Linked DNA regions of Homo sapiens: region 2 is linked to region 1. Evidence: chromatin loops called from intact Hi-C (ENCODE). Cell type or tissue: heart right ventricle. All regions are shown on one strand. Links, peaks and the distances in the headings refer to the core of each region. The heading gives the core; the rest is flanking DNA. Region 1 overlaps ALDH9A1 (aldehyde dehydrogenase 9 family member A1). Region 2 has its middle 26 kb from the start of LMX1A.

The links. A loop is a pair of places that touch in the nucleus more often than their neighbours do. Peaks named below come from ENCODE experiments on the same cell type or tissue, not always from the same donor. Only the 100,000 strongest peaks of a DNase experiment are listed, where the experiment ranks them.
Region 2: a loop joins it to region 1, with 5 times the contacts of the local background. A loop is called at or near these places in 5 of 110 quality-filtered maps.

Annotation. Positions count from the first base shown.
Region 1 is chr1:165,683,776-165,692,659 of GRCh38, reverse strand. All of the region lies in intron 2 of ALDH9A1 (aldehyde dehydrogenase 9 family member A1), which reads left to right. Among named protein-coding and RNA genes, the nearest start is that of ALDH9A1, 10 kb to the left of the region's middle. In heart right ventricle, for the core only: no CTCF peak of the experiment used is centred there; no DNase peak of the experiment used is centred there.
Region 2 is chr1:165,377,584-165,387,352 of GRCh38, reverse strand. No RefSeq gene overlaps it. Among named protein-coding and RNA genes, the nearest start is that of LMX1A, 26 kb to the right of the region's middle. In heart right ventricle, for the core only: no CTCF peak of the experiment used is centred there; a DNase peak (open chromatin) is centred at 4,086.

The DNA.
Region 1 (8,884 bases), core at 885-8,884:
TAAATCTATAAATTACCTTGGGCAGTATGGCCATTTTTGCGATATTGATTCTTCCTATCCATGAGCATGGAATGTTCTTTCATTTGTTTGTGTCCTCTTTTATTTCATTGAGCAGTGGTTTGTAGTTCTCCTTGAAGAGGTCCTTCACATCCCTTGTAAGTTGGATTCCTGGGTATTTTATTCTCTTTGAAGCAATTGTGAATGGGAGTTCACTCATGATTTGGCTCTGTGTTTGTCTGTTATTGGTGTATAGGAATGCTTGTGATTTTTGCACATTGATTTTGTATCTTGAGACTTTGCTGAAGTAGCTTATCACCTTAAGGAGATTTTGGGCTGAGACAATGGGGTTTTCTAAATATACAATCATGTCATCTGCAAACAGGGACAATTTGACTTCCTCCTAATTGAATACACTTTATTTTTTTCTCCTGCCTGATTGCCTTGGCCAGAACTTCCAACACTATGTTGAATAGGAGTGGTGAGAGAGGGCATTCATGTCTTGTGCCAGTTTTCAAAGGGAATGCTTCCAGTTTTTGCCCATTCAGTATGATATTGGCTGTGGGTTTGTCATAAATAGCTCTTATTATTTTGAGATATGTCCCATCAATACCTAGTATATTGAGAGTTTTTAGCATGAAGGGCTGTTGAAATTTGTCGAAGGCCTTTTCTGCGTCTGTTGAGATAGTCGTGGTTTTTGTCTTTGGTTCTGTTTATATGATGGATTACGTTTATTGATTTGTGTATGTTGAACCAGCCTTGCATCCCAGGGATGAAGCCAACTTGATCATGGTGGATAAGCTTTTTGATGTGCTACTGGATTCTGTTTGCCAGTATTTTATTGAGGATTTTTGCATCGATGTTCATCAGGGATATTGGTCTAAAATTCTCTTTTTTTGTTATGTCTTGGTATCAGGCTGATGCTGGCCTCATAAAATGAGTTAGGGAGGTTCCCTCTTTTTCTAATGATTGGAATAGTTTCAGAAGGAATAGTACCAGCTCATCTTTGTATCTCTGGTAGAATTCAGGGTTTTTAGCTTCTTTGTGATGGGTTCAAACATCATCCTTTACCTCAGAGAAGTTTGTTATTACCGATCTTCTGAAGCTTACTTCTGTCACTTGTCTAAGTCATTCTCCGTGCAGCTTTGTTCCATTGCTGGTGAGGAGCTGCGATCCTTTGGAGGAGAAGAGGCACTCTGGTTTTGAGAATTTTCAGCTTTTCTGTTCTGGTTTCTCCCCATCTTTGTGGTTTTATCTACCTTTGGTTTTTGATGATGCTGACCTACATATGGGGTTTTGGTGTGGATGTCCTTTTTGTTGATGTTGATGCTATTCCTTTCTGTTAGTTTTCCTTCTAATAGTCAGGACCCTCAGCTGCAGGTCTGTTGGAGTTTGCTGGAGGTCCACTCCAGACCCTGTTTGCCTGGGTATCACCAGCGGAGGCTGTAGAACAGCAAATATTGCAGAACAGCAAATGTTGCTGCCTGATCCTTCCTCTAGAAGCTTTGTCCCAGAAGGGCACCCACCTGTATGAGGTGTCAGTCGGCCTCGACTGGGAGGTGTCTCCCAGTTAGGCTACTTGGGGGTCAGGGACCCACTTGAGGAGGCAGTCTGTCCATTCTCAGATCTCAAACTCCATGCTGGAAGAACCACTACTCTTTTCAAAGCTGTCAGACAGGGACGTTTAAGTCTGCAGAAGTTTCCGCTGCCTTTTGTTCAGCTATGCCCTGCCGCCAGAGGTGCAGTTTACAGAGGCAGGCAGGCCTCCTTGAGCTGTGGTGGGCTCCACTCGGTTCGAGCTTCCTGGCTGCTTTGTTTACCTAGTCAAGCCTCAGGAATGGCAGACGCCCCTCCCCCAGCTTCACTGCCACCTTCGCAGTTCCATCTTGGACTGCTGTTATAGCAGTGAGCAAAGCTCCATGGGTGGGGGACCCGCCGAGCCAGCTGCAGGATATAATCTCCTGGTGTGCCGTTTGCTAAGACTGTTGGAAAAGCGCAGTATTAGGGTGGGAGTGTCCCGATTTCCCAGGTACCATCTGTCACGGCTTCCCTTGGCTAGGAAAGGGAATTCCCTGACCCCTTGTGCTTCCCAGGTGAACCAGTCCTAATGAGATGAACCCAGTACCTCTGTTGGAAATGCAGAAATCACCGTCTTCTGCATTGATCACGCTGGGAGATGCAGATCGGAGCTGCTCCTATTCGGCCATCTTGATTCTGGACTCTGATAGTTAAACTTTTTATAGTCTTAAAGATCAGAAGTACCAGATGTTCATTATAGAAAGAAAATTCAGAAGAGAATACATCAAAATAAGAATCATGGATAGCTGAGTGGTAGGTCTGTGGTGACTTTTTGTCATAAGTATGTTACGTCAGAAACTGTGACGGGTCTGAGAGTTTCCCTGCTTTCAAGAGTGTGTGTGTATATGTGTATATATTACATACATATACATATAAAACACATATAATATACATATACATAATTATACACATATAAGCTATGTTATACACATAGAATAATATATAATCTATATAATATACATATATTCTATATTATAGTTGTAAATTACACAATTATGTGTAATATATGTATATTTTATACATATATATATTCTAGCAAGAGACATGAGGCTTTTTGGATCACAGAGAAGGATGGTTTATTACAGCAAAATGCAGCAGCCATAGCAATACCTTAGCACTAATTTCTGTTTATTTATTATTATTTTTTTTTTGTGATGGAGTCTCACTCTGTCACCCAGGCTGGAGTGCAATGGCACAATCTTGGCTCACTGCAACCTCCGCCTCCTGGGTTCAAGCGATTCTCCTGCCTCAGACTCCTGAATAGCTGGGATTACAGGCACATGACACCACGCCTGGCTATTTTTTGTATTTTTAGTAGAGACAGAGTTTCCCCATGTTGGCCAGGCTCGTCTCAAACTCCTGACCTTAGGTGATCCGCCTGCCTTGGCCTTCCAAAGTGCTGGGATTACAGGCATGAGCCACTGCATCCGGCCTAGTTTTTTTGTTTTCAAAGCACCGGTCACCACGGTGAGTGAGGGGATGGGATGAGAACCAGGTGAGATCCCTGTGCATGCAGGAAGTTGCACCAAAGGAGAAGAACCCTAAACTTCTGAGATTCATTTAAATAGAAATTACTGGCACATCTGCCCATCCTCTTCTCTGGGGAGAGAGTGAGAGAGATTGAGATTACTTATTAAGCAAATCTCCAGGGTTGAGAGGGAAGGTATCACTAAGTTTATTATCCTGGAGTATAAGCACATGTTTCAGGAACAGGAAGTAAAGAGGTTTACATTTCTAAATTTCTCCAGATTTCTTTATCTTTAGGGAGATACTGTCTCTGCCTTTCAAGGCCTTTGCTATTCAATCAACTCGTCAGTGTCCTTTGCTTGGAAAGCCCTGACCATGCAGAAATATCAAAATATTCATATAGAATTTTCTCCCAACGAAGTATTTTCCCCGTTATTAAAAATTTATTTTTAATTCGATAAACCAAAGATAACTCAAAGCAGATAATTTATTATTTTCATTTGCCCATTTTTTTTCCTGTGAATGAGCAGCATTGTAGGGCTGTTAAGAATTGGCTCCTTTATTGTTAGGAAATGACTTTTATTGATCCTGGGTAATATCTAATAATATTTTTTGCTCTGAAATCTGTTGTCTGATACTAAATTTCATTTCTTTTTACTTTACCCTCCCCTTTACTTTTCCTTTGATACCTGTGTGGTGTTTTATTAATCAAAAACCCACTGCTTATTATTAAGTGTTTATTAATCAAAAACACTTGTCTGATGATCGTGCTCTGAACCTGCCTTCACCCCAATTTATTCCATAACTGAATAGATCCCACTCTGTGACCACACCTACAATCATATTAGCCCTCAGTTTTCTTTTAAGTGATTTTTCTAGTTAATCAAGATCTGCAGTTCTTTGTTCTTTTTTGACAGGGTCTTGCTCTGTCACCCAGGCTGGAGTGCAGTGGCACAATCATGGCTCACTACAGCCTCAACCTCCTGGGCTCAAGGGATCCTCTTGCCTCAGCTTCCCGTATATGTGCACCACCATACCTGGCTAATTTTTGTTTGTATTTTTTGTAGAGATGGGGTTACGCCATGTTTCCCAGGCTGGAATTTAAAAAAAAGTATTGCTGTAAACAATTATTTTTTAAAATATTTTAAGAATAAGGTAAAATATTTCACATTTGTCCACATATTTACCATTTCTGGTGCTCATAAGTCATTTGTGTAGACCCAGATATCTGTCTGCTGTCATTTTCTCTTCTGCTAGAAGGAATTTCTTCAGCATTTCTTTTCTGTTTTGTTTTGTTTTTTGAGACAAGGTCTCGCTCTGTCTCCCCAGCTGAAGCACAGTAGTGGAATCATAGCTCACTATGGCCTTGACCTTCTGGGCTCAAACGATCCTCCCACCTCAGCGTCCTGAGTAGCTGGGACTACAGACTCATGTCACCACACTTGGCTAATTTTTGTATTTTTTGTAGAGAGCGGGTTTATTCATGTTGCCCAGGATGGTCTTGATCTCCTGGGCTCAAGTCATCCTCCTGCCTCAGCTTCCCAAAGTGCTGGGACTGTACGTGTGTGCCACTGTACCCAGCCTAGAATTAATTAATTTCTTTTCTTTTCTTTTCTTTCTCTTTTTTTTTTGAGAGGAGTCTCTCTCTCTCACCCAGGCTGGAGTACAGTGGCATGATCTCGGCTCACTGCAACCTCCGCCTCCCGGGTTCAAGTGATTCTCCTGCCTCAGCCTCCCGAGTAGCTGGGATTACAAATGTGTGCCACCATGCCTGGCTAATTTTTGTATTTTTAGTAGAGATGGGGTTTCACCATGTTGGCCAGGCTGGTCTCAAACTGCTGACCTCCAGTGATCCGCCCACCTCGGCTTCCCAAAGTGCTGGGATTACAGGTGTGAGCCACTGCACCCCGCCAGGCTAGCATTTCTTATAGTGCAGGTCTGTTGGTACTCTTTCAGATTCTGTATGTCTAAAAAAGTCTTTCTTTTGCATTAATTTTTGAATGAATTGTAGGTAAATAGTTTTTTCTTTCAGTACTTTAAAGATGTTGCTCCACTGTCTTCTGATTTGTATTGTTTCAGAAGAGAAATTTACTGTCATTTTTATTTTTGTATCTTTGTATGTAATGTACTCCCTCTACCCCCCACCCCTGGCTGTTTTAATATTTTTCTCCTTATCACTGGTTTTAAGCAATTTGATTATGATGTCTTTTGGTGCAGTTTTCTTCATATGTATTTTTCCTGAGGTTTATTGATCTTCTTGGATCTGTAAATTTGTTTCATTTGGAAAAAAAATTTGGCCATGATTTCTTTAGTTTTTTTTTTTGCCCCCTCTTCCATCACTTCTCCTTCAGGGCCTCCAATTACACATATATTGGGCTGCCTGAAGCTATCCCACGTCACTGATGCTCAGTTCATTTTCCAGTTTTTGGGTGTGTTTATGGGTTTTTTTCTCCTTCTGAGCCTTCCCTCCCACCCCCTGTGTGTGTGTGTTTTGTTTTCAGGTAATTTCTATTGTTATGACTCAAGTTCATCGGTCTTCTATAGTGTTTTATCTGCTGTTAATCTCATCTAGTGTATTTTCATCTCTAGATTAATTTGGGTCTTTTATATATGTGTTCTGTGGCTCTCCTTAACATGCTTATGTTTTTCTGTGCCTTCTTGAACATACGGAGTATAGCTATCATAACTTAATGTTCTTGTCTACTAGTTCTGTTGTGTTATTTCTGAATGTGTTTTTATTGGTTAGTTTCGCTTCCTGGTTAAATGTTACGGTTTTCTACTTTTTGCATGCCTGGTAGTTTTTGATCACTAGACATATGATCTCTAGTGAATCACTAGGGCACATTATATTGCTGGGTGCTGGATAGTCTTGTACTTTAAAAAATATTCTTAAGCTTTGTTCTGGGACACAGTGAAGTTACTTGGAATCAGTTTGATCCTTGGAAGATTTGCTTTTAGATCAGCAAATTTCGCCATGTTATTCAATACCCTTCTGACTGCTTAACCCTGTGATCCGGGTGTTAATGAGGTTTTCTCACCATGGCTGGTGGGAACATGAACTATACCTGGCCCTGTGTGAGTTCTGGGGCTTTTTTTTTTAAAAAAAAAAACATTTTCTTCTTGGGTAGTCCTTTTCCCAGTCTTGGGTAGTTTTCTCACACTGGTACTCAAAGGGGAATCTGCAGATTTCTGGGGTTCTCTATCTGTGCAGCTCTTTTCCCTTCCACACTCAGTCTTGAAGAACTGTAGCCACTCAAAGTTCCCTAAACTCCCACCCTATCTTCTCAACTCATGTGTCTGCTGGGCGCCACCTAGCTTCCTCCTCCCTGCTCTGTGGCCTGAAAACTTTCTCTAGGCAGTAGACTCCAGCAATTGTAGGGCTCACCTCATTGGTTCCCTCCTCCAGGGACCACTGCCTTGAGTTGCTTAATGTCTGATGTCTGAAAATGGTTCATGTATTTTATCTGGTGTTTTTAGTTGTTTAAGGTGGGAGAATGAATCTGGTCCCTGTTAATCCATCTTGGCTAGAAGCTCATTGATTCCTAGTGGAAATGAACATTTTTTTCCATATTTTCTCATTTTTACTTTGAATCCTTTGGTACTTATACCAGATTGTATAGATCTTGTCTGTGAGACCCAGTCATTTTTCAGTTGGAGACCCCTTGTGAAGTAGCTATCATTTGGATTAAAAGGGGAGGGAGAATGTTACTTAAAACAATGACAAAACTATCTAAATAAAGAAGAGATTGTGTATGTAGGTTATCTTCTTGCCTCCAGCCCTGGCCCAGGTTGGTTTGTCTTGTACAGTGCCACCAGAGTGGTCCTCCTACAGAAGCACATTTGATCATGGTACATCCTTGGGTAAAACTGGCCATGGTCCCCCTCCTTAACATGGCCCTCAGGCCCTGTTTCTCCAGCCTCGTCTTTTCTCTTCACACACCATAAGACCCAGCTCTCCTGCACTACTGGTCCTTCCTCGTTTACCATGTGTATACTGTCACACCTCATGCTTTTACAATGCCATGACGCTGAGTTTGGTGCTGTTCTTTTGTTTTTCTTGCCTCTTGTGCTTACATGTTTAGCATTTAGTGGTCTGTACTGTAATTTATCCCTCCCTCCCTCCATTTTTTCCTTCTGGACAAGGTGATTGTTGTACATAATTGTATTAGCAAAAGCATCTTGAGATGTATATAGCTATTTTACCTATTTGAGAAATGAGAAAATGCTCAAAAAGGTTAAATAGCTTGTCTTAGATCATATAACTAGTAAGTATAAGAGCTAGTCTGTTGGGCTTCAAAGCTAGACATTAAGCCCTGCTGAGGGGTTCGAAGTGAAAGGGAGAAGTGAGGGACCTACTCTTGGCTTCTAATCTTTCATCCCAGTGAACACCTGGTCAAGTCATATTGTAAAGCAGGGTGATATAGAGGAGGAACAGGGTTGGGAACAACACATGTATTTCCTAAGAAATACTTGTAGCAGTATGTTGTTATGGTGAACAATTTTATCTTATGGTTACTCTTGCAATAGTAGCAGGCAGAAATTTTTGTCAGAGACATCTTTGATGATCCTTACGTACTATATCAGAAGATCTCCTAATGCTCTTAGTAGATAACTTTTTTTTTGTAAGGATGGAGAATAATAGAATAACACAGAAAAAATTTCCCAAGGCCATCTAATTAACTGAATTTTCTCTGAGAGTTGAAACCCCAAAACAGCCCCCAAAACCACTTGCCTATCCATTATTTTAAAAGAGAAAAAAATCTCCAGAGTAAAAGTTTCTATTCTCTTAGTAAATGTTCCAGGGCTTAGCAGCGATAGAATCACAGATTACTTCCTATTTGTTCACTCTTACACTAAAGTGTAAGCAGAACCGTGTTTCACTATTGCCAGTGTAATATCTCTTCCCTGTATTTGAAATGTTCTGTACTGATTCATCACTTTATTCAACCGATTAATGCACTAGCCTCTCTAGGGCCTAGTTTCCTCTTGAATTCAAGAAACAAAATTTAAGCTACTTATGGTTGATTATACCTTTGGAAAACTATTTTGTGTTAATTATACTCAACAAACTTAAGAATGGGGAATAATTTATGCTTGGTGTAAGAATTGATGTATGTTTTCCTCTTAGGGTACCCTCTTTCTAGGGTCAGCATACTGGGAAACAAGTTAATTGTCAAAAGGTTGTTTTGTTGAGTGTAGAGTCAGGAAGGGAGAAGGTAAATTGTTGGTTTAAAAGAGAGTTTAATTTAGACCAGGTTTGAATGTGAACAGATTATCCTTTCTGAAGGAAAATGTCTATTCAAAAATTGCAATATTGATTTAAAATGTGCTGACTTGCCCTTTTAGAAGTAAGCTCTTAAAGGGGTAGACAGGACTGATACTCTTTTCCCTAGTAATGAATGTAGAATGAATGAGTCAAAGCACTTTATACCTCTGGCCTTTATAAGAAATACAGCGTGTCCAAATCTCACTATCCAACTGTCCTTTCTTGTATTTCATATTGGTTTTCATATTCCTACTTTCATCTTTTCTGAGCTTTGTACTGTGGATAGATGCTTGAGTTAGTTTCTGTTGCACTCCATTTTGCTTCTGGCCAGCCTTACTGCTTATCAGTTTTATAAACAGAATGTTCCTTCTTGTCAGTTGCTTAATCTTTTATGTATGTTCTGATAGTCACCCTATTATTTATTTTAAATTGGACCCATAATAGCAACTGCCTACTTCTTACATATTCAATTCTTTTATGTCCTTTAGACCAAAGAAAGGCATTATTTAGCTTTCTTTCTTAGGTCTAATTTCCTAAACCTTTAAGCTCATCATTGGACCATCTATTGAATTTCTT
Region 2 (9,769 bases), core at 1,025-9,024, 310 kb after region 1:
ACATCATAGCCACTGTTTTCTTTCTTGGGTCTGTCTGAGGCAGGTGGAGCCAGGAGGCAAGTGGGATGCGGACTCCTGCACCTGGATTTGCCACTCCACTCCATTCCTGGGATTATTCTGGAAGTGGTCATGGCCAGGGCCTGGTACCCTGTCTGGTACTTTATTCTGAAAATGTCTGTTGAGGGATGAAAGATACCTCTCAGACCAGGGTTAGGGATCTGGCCTGTGGCTGTCCCAAATCTTCAATACAGACTCTGAACGCAAAGAAGCCTTTCTCCATCTCCAAAAAGAACTAAACGGGGTAACACTGGGGCTGGAAACAGAAAGACTGTCTACACACATATTGTACTCTGGTGCCCAGGGAGGTGTCACCTCCACCTCCTCCACATGGCTGGCAAACAGTGCTTTGTTCACATCTCTTCTCTGCACCCAAGGTGCTCACCAAAGCACACACCCACTAACAGAAGAAGCCGGAGAACCAGCTGCTTACCTTGGACCTGGCCCTGATGCTCAGCATTAGGTGGGTGGGCCTTTTGAGAAGTTTAAGAAACTCAATACTCATCAACCTATACAGAGCAAACATTTATTCTATGTGTAATTCTATGCTGAGATTCAGGGCAACGCATAAAGTATATTCTGTTTATGCAAAAAATACCCATATAGGTGATTTGTAAGGTTTATATAACTGCACAGAAAGAAGCTAGGAAGGATGCATACTGCTAACGGTGGTTACCTCTGGGAGCAGCATGGAATTAGAGGTAGTGCTGAAGTGTACTTTCATTTTTTACTTCATCTTTTCTATTTCTTTTTTATAATGAGCATGTATTTATATATTACTTCCAAAATTCTTTATAACATTTATCATTTCTCGTCATGAAATACATATAAATGTATATAGATGTGTTTATTTTCTGTCTCTTTCATGAGGACAAGGACTATTTGGGGGGTGTCAAGGACTAAGGGATGTTTATTTTGTTAACCATTGTATTCCTGGATCCCCAAACAGTGTTTGGCACAGAGTAACTGTTCAATAAATATTTGTTGATCAAATGAATTACTTACAAAATTAAAAACTGGAAAAAATATATGGGTTCCAATCTGAGGGCTTGGTCTCTGGAACACAGCCTGGCTCATGCTAAATACTTACCACGTGAATTTAAATGAAATACTTTGGTGCATAAGCCTTCATGCCTGCTTAAAGATTTCACAACCCAGGCATGTCCAGGGGAGAATCGGTTCCGTGTCTCTTCCACCTTCTGGTGGCTGCCGGCAATCCTCGGTGTTTCTTAGTTTGGGGCTGCATCATTCCAAACTCTGTCTCTGCCTTCACGTTGCCTTCTCTGTGTGTGTCTGCCTACTCTCCCTTGTCCCCTCTTACAACGATACATGTGATGGCACTCAGGACCCCCTAGATAATCCAGGATAATCCCCTCTCAAGATGCTTACCTCAACAATTTTTGCCATGTTAGGTAATATTCAAAGGTTCTGGGGATTAGGAAATGAATATATCTTTGGGGAGGGGACACTTTTTTTTCTGCCTAGCACAAATGGAGACGATTTTGATATGTGGAGAAGGGAAGAAGGGGGTTCCGGGTGGAAAGGTCAGAATATACTGGTCTCTGGAGGCAGGGAATCATGAGTCATGGTCCAGGGCTGGTGAATGGTTTCAACAGAAACCTAGGTGTTTACGAGAGGAGTGGATAATTCTACTTCTTGGTGTATATTCCAAAGAACTGAAAGCAGGAACTCAGATATTTTGAATACTAATGTTTATTGCACCATTATTGACTATGATACAAAGGTAAAAACAGCCCACATGTCCATTAACAAATAAATGGATAAACAAAACAGGGTTTATCCATACAATGGAATATTGTTCAGCTATCAAAAGGAGTGAAGTTCTGATACATGCCACAACATGGGTGAACCTTGAAAGTCATACTGAGTGAATGAAGCCAGTCACAGAGGGACAAATGTATGATCCCACATATATGAAATATCTAGAATAGGAAAATTCACAGAGGCAGAAAGTAGTTTAGAGGTTACCAGGGCTCGGGGAAGTAGGGAATGGGAGTTACTGCTTAATGATTACAGAGTTTCTGTTTGGGGTGATGAAAAAGTTTTGGAAATGGATAGTGATGACAGATGCACAACATTGTAAATTAATACCACAGAACTGTCCATGTAAAAATGGTTATGATGGCAAATTTGTATATATTTGTACCATAATAAAAAAGAAAGACAAAAGAGAAAAAAAGGGAGGGGTGGGTTCTATAGCAGAATGGGAGGTAGGCATGAGTGCCAAGCTGAAGAAACAGAAGTGGATAATGGGGTCCCCTTCTTAGAGCCCTGCTCAGGGTCCACAGAGCCATGCCCTGGCTGCTGGGAGCATCACCTGCTGATGTCTCCGAGCTGTGTTCCTCACTAGGCACTGCCTTCGGCTGCAGGGAGCTGTGTTACCTGGGAATATGCCCCCTTTGTGGGGTGGGGTAGACTGTGACCAATGAATGGCTGATGTCTGGAAACTGGGCTCAATTTGGGACTACTCTGCAGGGCCATCCCAAATCCAGAACTCCCGATAGAACCAGCAGAGGCCTCAGGTATCACCACCTGTGGGCCAGCTTCTTTCTGGGGCCTATCCTGTCTTCCTTACTTCCTTACAGGTCTGTCTCCCGAGAGCATTCCCCAGGAAACTTTCTGCATGCAATTCTCCTGCTCGAACTCTATTTCCAGAAAACCTGAACTATGATGGAGACAACTGGGAATTTGTTTTTTTGTTTGTTTTGTTTTTTAATTTAGGAGTGGCAGAATGAGAGCTGTGGCTTAGGGAGATCATCTTGGCAGAACTGCATATTATAAGTTGGAGGATGAGAGAACAGAGGTGGGAAGATTATCTGGGATGCCATCACATCAGAGTCAAGCAAGAGGAAGAAAGGACCTGAAGTAGGATGATGGCAGAGGGAGGAATGGACAAAAAAATTAGAGCTAGAATTGGCAGAGGAGGGTAGTTAGCTGGGTAGAGGCTGTGAGGTAGCTAATTCACAGCACGATTCCATGAGATTCCTAGGAATTGGAATGCACTTGCCAACCAAGGCAGCCACACACCTTGCCCTCTGCTGTGGGGCCTGGCACTAGGTCCAGGCAAGTACCCAGCAGCCTGGCTGCAGTATACCAGCTGAGAGGCCACCCTGAGTTCTGCCAAGAGGCTGTGGGGAAGCTGGAGGTCTTCCTGCTGATTCCCTGGCATTGCTGCAGTTTCTTCTTCAACCAAGCCCACAGCTAATGCTGCCAGTGTCAGGATGCCAGAATTTAAAGGGCAGAGAAGTCCTGGGGCGGGGGTCTATCAAGAGGAAAATCTGAAGAAGCTTTGCAGTAAGCCAGCTAGTTCTGTGTAGGCCAGGAAAGCATTTCCTGGTGGATGGGATTTGAGAGGGAGCAGTGTCCAAGGACCTGCTTTGGGATGAAACTGCTCTGGTCTAGAAAGGCTGTCTTCCGTGCAAGTTTAGATGCTGTCTCAGGGAAGCCTTTTGCTTACTAATCTTCCCAGCCCCTCGACACTTTGTCTTACTTTCCTCACAATGGCATAGCTTGGGAAGTGGATTTGAAGCCCCATGGAATCCCACAGTCCCTCTGGAATTTCTGACTTTGAGTGGCCACTGGAGTTCTGGCACAGGCCTCAGACAAGTTTTCCCAGAGGTCTGGGTGGACTCCAGGGATAGCTAAAACACCTTTGGCAGAAACAGATGGGTCGTGAGGGTGGATCCCAGGCACTGAAACAACAGAAAGGGCATCCTAGAATGGTCTAGCGCCGTGACGCCCAAATCTGCCTGTGCTTCAGTGTCCTTTTAAAAGTTGTTTAAAACTACAGAGGCCTGTGTGCTGCCCCTGATCTGCTGAATCAGAATCTCTGAGGCTGGGTGGTGATTTGTCTTTTTAAAGCTCCCCAGGTGATGCTAATGTGCAGGCAGGGTTGGAATCCAAAATGCTTATTCCACAGCTGGGAGGTTGGCCCAGAAAGGTGAGTCACCAAGGCTGGCCGAGCCAGGCCTGGAACCCAAGTCTTCCAGGACCCAGTCCAACCTCACATTCCCCCTGCTGACTGTCAGGCTTCCCTGGACACGGACTGCACTGCCCAGCCCCAGGCTCTCTCACGCCCTCCCGACCTCATGCAGATGCGCATGCTCTGCCCTTCCACGTGTTCATAGTGTGCCTGCTTTCTAACTTGCTTCTTAGGGTCAAAATAAGTGTTTGCTTATTTCTCCAATTCCTTCATTGAATCATAAGGTCAGCGAGGCTGTAGACCACAACAAATCAAACTCCAATAAGCCATAGTTGCAGAACAAGGGCTGTGGGCCCCACAGGATCCAGAGAAACATAAAAGTTGAATCTTCTTCAGAGTAGAAGACAACATAGTATAGTGGGAAGGGAATTGACTTTGGAATCCGTTAAATCAGCTTTGGAATCAGTTTTTGAATCTGAGCTTCAGTTTCCTCATCTGTGCAATGAAACTCACAGGGTTGCAGTGGTCATCACATGAGTTAATGTATGGGAAAAGAACCTGATTTATTATAGGGAGGCTACAGTCAGGATAGGCTGAGCTTCCACTATAACAAACAACCCCAAAATCCCAGTGCATAAAACAAAGCTCACTTCAGGTTGAAGGGGGAGTTCGAAGGGAGGACTCGTTGGTGGTAGACGCTCAGAGGCCCAAACTGCAGAATCTCCACTGTCACCTCAATATCAGGCTTCAGGTTCACAGTGACAGGAAAAGAGAGCATGGAGACTCGTGCTGGCTCTAAAATATTCTCCACCAGAATTGACAAACGTCCTTCCACTCACATTTCACTGGCCAAAGCAAGTCACAAGGATACATCTTACATTGAGGGATATGTGCTCAGAAGGAGAGGAGAGTCAGAAATCTTCGTGAACACTAGTCATGCCCACATTTTATGTAAGGACTTATTACTGTCCTGGTGGCACAGAGATATTACCACACCAAGACTAGATCCTCATCTTTCACAGCTCGCGGCTACCAATGGACAGTTAGCGGTTGTATGAATTCCTCTCCCTTCTGAGTCATTTGCCTTTTTTATAGTCAAATGCTGAAAAGAAACATTTCAGCACACATAAATGAGCAAAGAGAATGAAATTCCATGGTCAAACCTTCCAGTTCGAGGACTGTCCTTTCTTTCAGGGCTCATAACTTCTGTCATATTTCTAAATGGCTTATGCTTGTCAACAATAGTACTTCCTCTGTAAACAATGGAATTTGAAGTATGACATACAAAAGATATATCACTCTTCAATACAAGCTTTTGACTTGGGTGCAGAAGTGGGGTGTGTTGTCAGTGTACATCCTGGGTCCCTGAGCAGTCATTTGCAAAGAGCTCTTCTCTCAGATGACTTCCTCTGGAAACACCTCCATCATTCATACTGGAAGAGCCCTGGCTTTTGGGGGTGCCCCAGCTCTGTAGAAACCACTCAGGCACTAAGTCCACGGAAACTCTGACCCATTAAAATAAAGTCAAAGAACTCAGTGGGAAGAGGGGAGACAGATTCAGCTATTAAACCTCTCCCAGTTTACATAAAATTCTTCCTTATGAATCAAAAGTACTCCTGGAAGTTCTTTTAGTCACTGATTATAAATGCATATCATATTCAGTGCCTACTATAAGTCAGGTTTTGTTCTAGGCTTTGGGATTCATCAATGAGTAAAATAATTTTCTGCTCTCATAGAGTTTAGAATCTGGGGCAGGAATAGAAGCGAAAACAAACTCATAAGTAAGTAATTCTACTTTAGGCAGACTACATGATAAAGAAAATGATTCAAGGTAAGGAGAGAGAGGATGCATAGACTGGGGGAGGGAGATTGCTATTTTAGAGAGTAGCCAGGAAAGACTTTTCTGAGGAGGAGTCAGCCAATCAGAGATGTGAATGAAGAGAAGGGACTAGTAATGCTAAGATATAGCAGATACACTCAGAGATGTGAGGGTGTGTGTGTGTGTATGTGTATGTGTGTGTGTGTGTGTGTATGTGTGTGTGTGTAGTAATGCCCACAGGCAGGACAGGTAATACCAGTAATAGGTCCATCATATTTTATGCAGGTTCGTTGGTACATACTTGTGGTGCTAAGTTCAGCATGCCATATAGACAGGGGTAACAGCAAGTGTAAATGCCCTGTGGCAGAAAGTAGCTTGTAGAGCAGAAAGTATCAGTGACCACTGACTGCTGCAAGAGGAAGACAGGGAGGGGAGGAAGGGCCACATTAAGATTGGCCTTGTTGGCCATAATAAGGATCAAATTCTTATGCACCACCACATAGCCCTTTCCAAAGCCCACATTGATCTTCATCCCCCACAGCACCATCCTGCTGTACAAAAGGGCCCAGTTGTGATAATCACTACAACTGGGGAGATGTTGGTCATCACAGGCTCTGGGGGTCTGGGCAGGATAGAACTGAGCTCCGTGTGACCTTCACTACCCCCCTAAGCAATTTAGCATCACTCTGTAGCTGGCCTAAGAAGAGGGCAGATCCTCCTTCCAACTCTACTCGCTTCTTCCCACCTGACTCCACCACCCACCCTTACAATTTTAAGTGTTTTTAAATCCACCTACTTCTGGGAAATTTCTGGGGCTCTTATTGAGTCCTGCTAAGAGCCTGAGGGAACTGAGAGAAAGACAGGAGGCTCTCCCTTTTAGGAATGGATTGTGGGTCACTGAGGTTCAGAAAGTGGGGAGCTCTGGGCGGCCTCCAGCAAAAGACCTGATGGTCAACCCTGAGGTGGAACGAGTTTAGAAAACAAACTATTTTTGCCCCATTCATTCATGTCCACCAGCTGCTCCCTGAGCTCCATCGACCTGGTAATTGTTTTTCTTGGCATTCCAGGGTAGTAGGTCACGTTAGATTCTTTTCTTTCAAATATTCTACTGACATCAAAGTGGAAGGGATGTAAGGTAAAAAGAAATAAATCGGGGAGGATTCTGCATGTTTCACAACTGCTTTTATGTTCAGGATGTGCAGGAATGCCGGGGTGGGCGCAGATTCTGTTACCTCCCCCAGTTCAAGGAAGAGTGGTGGGTGGGAGTGTGTGTGATGTCCATATGCAGAAATGATCTGGACTGACAGTAGGGCAGTAGGCTGCACAAAAGCAAGAGTCAAGGGCAAGATTTTTCAAATTGAGATAGTGTAGCGGATAACACAGGGCTTAGATTGAGCAATAAAACATGAAACTGGTGGGAGGCAGCTGGAGGTGATAGCAGTAAGGTGGAGAGACAGGAACGAGGCTCCATTGCTTGGTGTGTGCTCTTGGGAAGGGCATGTTCCCTCCCAGAGTCCAGATTTTCTCACCTATAAGGTAGATTCTGTATGTACGACTTTTCCACATCTTAGATCTTCCTGAACAGTTCTGATTTGGGTGGTTAGCCAAAGAATCAAAAGCAATTTCATTTTCATAACATAGCCTTGGTCCCTGGACTTCAGGAGTTTGCAGTCTGATGGAGGATTTAGCATGAGCATGTTACAGAGATTGCAGAAGTCTCCAGCAGTGCAAAGTGAAGGAGCACCGGAAGTCTTCAGTAGAGAAGAGTCTTAAAGAGAGCTTCCCTGGAGTAAGCTGTGGAGAATCTGGGAAGACTCAACTAAGACACTTTTAGAAGCAGGGGGCAATAAAGCCGGTGGACAGAAGGCTGGGGAAGAGCCAGGTTATAACAATTATAGATTAGAGAGGGTATTGTTTCATGTCTGTTTTACTGAATGAGCCCATTATTGCGTTGGGTACACAAGGCTCAAAACAAGTTTAATTTTTTAAAAAACTTCTTCCTGACTCCCTCTTTTCAGTGAAATTTATACACTCTTTCTATAGTGCAGTGTACCTCAAGAAATTTCAAAATGGTTATACACTTTCACCCGAAAGTTCTACTTTTAGAAATGTGTTCTAAGAAAATAATCAAGGCTATCAATTGCTGTGTGCCAGGCACCAAAACAATTTATATATACAATTTTGTTCTCACAATAACTCAGTAAGGAAGATATTATTATCGCCTTATCTGTGTGTGAGAAACATGAGATCTAGAAAAATTTAGTAAATGTGGTTAAAGTTACATCCAGCAAGTGGTATAGACAGGATTTGAATCCAGGTCTGAATGAGTCAAAAGCCTATTTTCAATCTCCACAGTTTTCTTCCACTTTAGGGACATGCACAATGATGTATGTACAAGAATTGATTAAACCAGATATAGTTCATTCATGTTGAATATTGTGAAGACATGAAAAATGATGCTGTAGAGCACTTCAAAGCCATGGAAAATTATTTATAATACGTTACGTAGAAATGTGATGACATATTGTGTATGACATGAGCCCAATTTTATAAAAAGATATGATAATGCTTAGGTACTAATCAAATAAAATGTTGATATTTTATGCACTATATTGGGATTGTGAATTTTTTATTTTCTTATCAATGTATTTTGTAGTTTCAAATTTTTCTTTAAAAAATAACATTGCTTTTTTAATCAGAAAAAATAAATGACACAAAACAGTTTGCTTTTAATCATAGAAATTAATGCCTGGTCAAAAATTTTAGAAATTACCTAAAAGTAGAAGTAAGGAAGCAGGCCGGGCTTGGTGGCTCACACCTGTAATCCCAGCACTTTGGGAGGCCAAGGCTGGCAGATCACCCGACGTCAGGAATTCGAGACCAGCCGGGTACGACATGGCGAAATCCCGTCTCTACTAAAAGTACAAAAATTAGCCAGGCATGATGGTGCACGCCTGTAATCCCTGCTACTCGCGAGGCTGTGACAGGAGAATCACTTGAAACCAGGAAGTGGAGGTTGCAGTGAGCGGAGACCAGGCCACTGTCCTCCAGCCTGAGTGATAGAGCCAGACTCCATCTCAAAAAAAAAGGAAGCTTGACAAATGGGATCTAATTAAACTAAAGAGCTTCTGCACAGCAAAAGAAACTCCCACCAGAGTGAACAGGCAACTTACAGAATGGGAGAAAATTTTTGCAATCTACTCATCTGACAAAGGGCTAATATCCAGAATCTACAATGAACTCCAATAAATTTACAAGAAAAAAACAAACAACCCCATCAAAAAGTGGGCAAAGGATATGAACAGACACTTCTCAAAAGAAGACATTTATGCAGCCAAAAGACACATGAAAAAATGCTCATCATCACTGGCCATCAGAGAAATGCAAATCAAAACCACAATGAGATACCATCTCACACCAGTTAGAATGGCGATCATTAAAAAGTCAGGAAACAACAGGTGCTGGAGAGGATGTGGAGAAATAGGAACACTTTTACACTGTTGGTGGGACTGTAAACTAGTTCAACCATTGTGGAAGTCAGTGTGGTGATTCCTCAAGGATCTAGAACTAGAAATACCATTTGACCTAGCAATCCCATTACTTCATATATACCCAAAGGATTATAAATCATGCTGCTATAAAGACACATGCACACGTATGTTTATTGCAGCACTATTCACAATAGCAAAGACTTGGAACCAACCCAAATGTCCAACAACGATAGACTGGATTAAGAAAATGTGGCACATATACACCATGGAATACTATGCAGCCATAAAAAATGATGAGTTCATGTCCTTTGTAGGGACATGGATGAAGCTGGAAACCATCATTCTCAGCAAACTATCCCAAGGACAGAAAACCAAACACCACATGTTCTCACTCATAGGTGGGAATTGAACAATGAGAACACATGGACATAGGAAGGGGAACATCACACACCAGGGCCT